Linked DNA regions of Homo sapiens: region 1 is linked to region 2. A link is a loop called in an ENCODE intact Hi-C map of the cell type or tissue named here. Cell type or tissue: MCF 10A. All regions are shown on one strand. Links, peaks and the distances in the headings refer to the core of each region. The heading gives the core; the rest is flanking DNA.

Region 1 (2,812 bases), core at 83-2,582, 470 kb before region 2:
GATTTAAAAATTAATATCCTCATTTAATGATTAGATATAAACAGATCTCCTTCATGATATAACTGAACCATACTGCCCCCTTCTTTCCCCAGCTCCATGTCTGTGGGAGGCACTGCATATATCACAGTCACAGATAAACACTAAAGGTAGGGGTTGTGGTGGTTATCTCCCACCAACCCACCCACCCAAACCTACAATCTAAATTAAAACAGTGTGCTTGTGGCCGGGAGCCGTGGCTCATGCCTGTAATCCCAGCACTTTGGGAGGCCGAGGTGGGCGGATCACGAGGTTGAGAGATGGAGACCATCCTGGCTAACACGGTGAAACCCTGTCTCTACTAAAAATACAAAAAATTAGCCGGGCGCGGTGGCGGGTGCCTGTAGTCCCAGCTACTCGGGAGGCTGAGGCAGGAGAATGGCGTGAACCCAGGAGGCGGAGCTTGCAGTGAGCCGAGATCGCACCACTGCACTCCAGCCTGGGCGACAAAGCGGGACTCTGTCTCAAAAAAAAAAAAACAAAACAAACAAAAAATAAAACAAAACAACAACAGCAACAAAACAGTGTGCCCGTTACTGCAGCTTTAAGGCAAGTTTCCTAGGGCCTTGGAGCACCACTTCAAGACCCTCCAGTTTAGAAATTCGGTAGCTTCCACTTCCCTAGCAGGAGGGGAGAAACTTTAGATTGTAGAATTATTTTGTCCATAACTAAATGTCAACTCTACATTATGAATCTAACAAAAAATATATTTTGTGATTCTTAACCTGGATCTAGGATGGAAAATATATGGATGGCAAAAGGAGAAGCATTCCTTTTAGTGCTGAAGCTAATCCTGAGTTAGTGAAAAGAAAATGAAATACTAAATAACAACCTATGTATTAGGAGCTAGCTTCAAATTATATACTTATTGTTTAATATTCTCAAACACTGATGTATTCCATAGTCCCATCAGCTCTCAAAATAGGATAGCTATTTCCGCTAACTGCCCTAGATGGCACTAAAAGCAATTTCACAGGTATTAAACCTTGACATTCTAAACAAATATGTTGTTCTTTAAAACAGCAACATACATCTGGCTGGAGAAAGTAATTGGAATGCAGGGAACAATGCCCTGTTCTGCTCCATCACTTAATGATCAATTACGTTTCATCAAGTAATTCATAAGACATATTAGATAATTCCACGAGCCACACAACTGCTAACCTTTGCATGGCCTTGCTGACATGGTTACTTAGTCTGAACAATGCATGGACCATTTGCTAAAAATACATGTGTTTCAGTTTGGGAGAGGAGGAACAAATCCAAGACTGTCCAAATCCAAGACTGTACATTAAGTTCTGACTTCATTTTATAAAAAGGAACAAAGCAGTAGTTCTACCAAGCAATGAAGCACAGAGATTGGAAAATGACCCATCAAGCACTATGGACACAAATGTTGCCATCTACCTATTACATTGACATTTACCTGAATGAGGTTGGCAGCTGGGTTCCTTCTTTTCTCAAAGTGTTTCTGGCGGTGTTGTTCTTGTACTTTTAATGCAAAACCTGAGCCAAGAATGCCCTGGAACAAAATACAAAAATGGCACTCAAAAATTTCAAAAGCACTGTTAAATAATACAAATATTAAAAAGTCACTAAAATGAGTCTGAGAGAAGACAAACGGTATGTAACCTGTCCATAAACATGTTACTTATTAAAATAAGCAGTATTTATCTCCATTATAATACCAATAGCCAATGGCAAATTGTTGGGCAATACTGCCAGGAGATACAACTTCTGTTCTTTAGTAAGTCAATTAGGCATTGTCATTTATTATCTTTTGTGGTATAGCATAGGCACCATGATTATAAATAAAATCACAATAAAATTTTTTTGTGTGTGTGTGGCCTTCTCTGTGACATTTCTTTTTGCCTAAGTTAGATTGAATGGTCTCATCCAGTGATGGAATGTAGAGAACATGAATTTCAACTTGGGACAGAGCTGGATTTTAAATCTGAGGGAGTTAAAGTCTCACTGCTGTGAACATGGGAATACTTCTAGCACTTTGATGAGACTCTGAAAGTTAGATTCTCTATTCATGAAATGGAGGAGAGAGGACTGTATAAAATCTGTCCCAGCTGTAGTTCTTTATAATGTTATAACTGTACACCTACTAAAAGAAAAGTAAAATGGAGAGCAGGGATACTCAGTTTTGAAGATATAGAGTAGAAGGTTTTCTATTTTGCCCATTTGTACACTAGAGACAAGAACGTGGATCATTGCAAAGCACATTCCCATTTTAATTCACACTTTTACCATTCCTTGCCTTTTTTATTTTGGCTCACCTATTCAGTTTTTGGGATTAGTAAGATTAGTATTCCCTTCTAGGTTTACATTAGTTTTGGGCCAGTTTGCTTTTCTTCTGCTTATCATCTTGATCTGCCAAAATTCTGGTTCTTTGATGTCCCCCACTCTTTTCAATTTGCTCTGGTCTACTAACATTTGTAAAAACAAGATGCTTTGTCTCAGCCTTGGGTTGGCTTTTGGAGCTTGCTAAATTCAGTCTCTGGGCTTTGTCTTTAACTCTTGAGTTTATTAGCATGGGGCTGGGAGCTCTGCTGCTTTCAAGTCTGTGGATTTTACTTGCTAGCTATAAATTATTAGTTTTTTATTAAACTTCAAGGAGTCTAACCCTTTGGTTAGAGATGGACATTTTATAAGCACTAAGTCAGTATTTGCTACAGGTAAGGAATGGTTGCTTTTCTTTTCTTTTTATTTTTAGAGTAGCTCAAAGATGGTTCAAAGATGCTATAGGCTGTCTGGAGAGGTGGTGGGT
Region 2 (2,812 bases), core at 304-2,803:
ATAGTGATGGTGGGAGAAAAGGAGGAGACAGAGAATAAGAAGGACTACGGGATGCACACAGTAAAAAAGTCATGTAGGGCAAAGAGGGTTATGATAAAAGGTGCACCTTGTCTCATTCCTTCCCCACAGCCCTATTCGCTAAAGATAACTTTCATCTAGTAGTTTAATCCTTCCAGAAACTTTCCATTTATATACATGCATACATGCTGTCTATGTATTGCTGATCCTCATTATTTGTGGATTTCATATTTGAGAATTTATCTACTCAAAATTGATTTGTAACCTCTAAGTTAATACAGCACTTTTGAGGTCATTTGCAGACATGTGCAGACCAGCCAAAAATTTGAACCTCTCCTCTCACATATGTTCCCAGCTAACACTGAACCAGACTGAAGGGTGATCTAGCATTCCTAAGCACAGGAAGGCTGTGATGTGCCTTACGGAGAAAATATGTGTAAGATAAACAACATTCAGGTATGACTTACAAACTGTGAGTTCAGTGTTAATGAATCAACAATATATATTAAATAATGTATCTTTAAACAGAAACACACATAAAATAAGGTTATGTATTGATCCATTGATGAAAATGTTATGACCAAAGGCTCATAGGACCTAACCCTGTATTTCCACTAGGAGCAATGAGTCGGTATTTGCTAATTCAGTATTTGCAGTGACCTTATGGAACAGAATGAGAACAACCTACTATGTGTGTATTTTTTAATTTACAAAGTGTATACCTGTTATGTGCTGTACATACTGGTTTATACCTTGTGTGTTTTTTTTTCATTTTAGAAATCATGCTATACCATGTCATACATATCCACCTCATTCTTTTCAAAGGATGCAGTATTCCCTTGGACAGTTTTGCCATCATTGATTTAACTAGATGCTAATAACATAGTTTTATGTTTTTTCTAGACTTTTAAAATTAGAAAACAATGTTTCAGGGAACATTCTTATGCTTACATCTTTGCAAACTATCTAAATTAAAGAAATCTCTAAATTAAAGAAAATTCTGGTTTCTGTGACAAATACATAACAGCTGTGGCTGTCTTTAGGAGACATCAAAAAGTTTAACAGATTGATAGGTTTGAGTATCCCTTATCTGAAATGCTTGTGACCAGAAGTGTTTTGGCCTCTCCAGGTTTTTTTTGAAAATTTGAAATATTTGCAGACACTTACTGTTTGAGCATCCCTAATCCAAAATCCAAAATCTGAAATGCTCCGATGAGCATTTCCTTTGAGAATCATGCCAGCACTCAAAAAGTTACATATTTTGGAGTATTTTGGATTTCAGACTTTTGGATTAAGGATACTCAATCTGTACTACATAGGGTGCAGACTTGTCCTGTGAATTTAATGTGGCTGAACAGCAGCACCACACTGAGGATGTTTAGCACACATCAAATAATTAGACTTCCTTTGGTATGTGAAGTCAGGGTTAAATAACTGCAGGGTGCCTTTAACTGAGGATCAATGGAAAATGCTCTGTGTTTGTGTACAAATCTCCATGACCAAAGGAGGCCTTTTTTAAAATAACTTTTAAGTTCAGGGGTACATGTGCAGGTTTGTTATTTAGGTAAACTCTTGTCACAGGGGTTTGTTGTACAGATTTATTTTGTTACCCAGGTACTAAGCCTAGGACCCAATAGTTATTTTTTCTGTTCCTCTCCCTCCTCCCAACTTCCACCCTCAAGTAGACTCCAGTGTCTGTTGTTCCCTTCTTTGCATCCACGTGTTTTCATCATTTAGCTCCCACTTATAAGTGAGAACATGCAATATTTGGTTTTCTATTATTGTGTTAGTTTGCTAAGGTTGATGGCCTCCAGGTCCATCCATGTTCCTGCAAAGGATATAAGCTCATTCTTTTTTATGTCTGTGTAGTAGTCCATAGAATACATGTACCACATTTTCTTTATCCAGTCTACCACTGATGGGCATTTAGTTTGACTCCATGTCTTTGCTATTGTCAATAGTGTTACAATGAACATACGTGTACATGTGTCTTTATGGCAGAACCATTTATATTCCTTTGGGTACATATCCAGTAATGGGATTTCTGGGTTGAATGGCAGCTCTATGTTTAGTTCTTTGAGAAATCATCATACTGCTTTCCACAATGATTGCACTAATTTACACTCCCACCAACAGGTTATGAGAGTTCCCTTTTCTCCACAACATTGCCAGCATCTGTTATTTTTAGACATTTTAACAATAGCCATTCTGACTGGTGTGAGATGGTATCTCATTGTGGTTTTGATTTGCATTTCTCTAATGATCAGTGACATTTAGCATTTTTTTCATATGTTTGTTGGCCACATATATATTTTCTTTTGAAAAGTATCTGTTTGCTGGACTTAATGCCTGGGTGATAGGGTTGATCTGTGCAGCAAACCACTGTGGCACACGTTTACCTATGTAACAAACCTGCACATCCTGCACATGTACCCCAGAACTTAAAATAAAAGTTGATAAATAAATAAATAAGAATTTAAAAAGAAAAGTGTCTGTTCATATCCCTTGCTCATTTTAAAAAACAAAACAAAATGTTTAATGGGCAAAGGATATGTGTGTTTGTTTTTTACTCGCAAAATGTTTGTTTTTCACTTGTAAATTTGGGAGGCCTTTTTAACACGCTCTTTATCTAGTAGGGCCAAGCTAACCCTCTTCCCTAGGACAAATAGCAATAGCCATGTATAATAACAAGGGGAATTAAGCCTCTACTGCCTTACATCCCCCTTCCCTTCCCCAAGCTGTGTTTGGGTAATAAACGAAGTAGCTCTGAATCAGGACCATCAGCGTGGAGGTT

Evidence for each region. Peaks named below come from ENCODE experiments on the same cell type or tissue, not always from the same donor. Only the 100,000 strongest peaks of a DNase experiment are listed, where the experiment ranks them.
Region 1: a loop joins it to region 2, with 9 times the contacts of the local background. A loop is called at or near these places in 2 of 110 quality-filtered maps.

Annotation. Positions count from the first base shown.
Region 1 is chr6:73,110,054-73,112,865 of GRCh38, reverse strand. It overlaps KCNQ5 (potassium voltage-gated channel subfamily Q member 5), which reads right to left. Exons shown (of 14, transcript NM_019842.4): 7 at 1,463-1,558. Among named protein-coding and RNA genes, the nearest start is that of KCNQ5-AS1, 32 kb to the left of the region's middle. In MCF 10A, for the core only: no CTCF peak of the experiment used is centred there; no DNase peak of the experiment used is centred there.
Region 2 is chr6:72,641,993-72,644,804 of GRCh38, reverse strand. All of the region lies in intron 1 of KCNQ5 (potassium voltage-gated channel subfamily Q member 5), which reads right to left. The region is part of intron 2 of KCNQ5-IT1 (KCNQ5 intronic transcript 1); the gene reads right to left. Among named protein-coding and RNA genes, the nearest start is that of KCNQ5-IT1, 13 kb to the right of the region's middle. In MCF 10A, for the core only: a CTCF peak has its summit at 1,383; no DNase peak of the experiment used is centred there.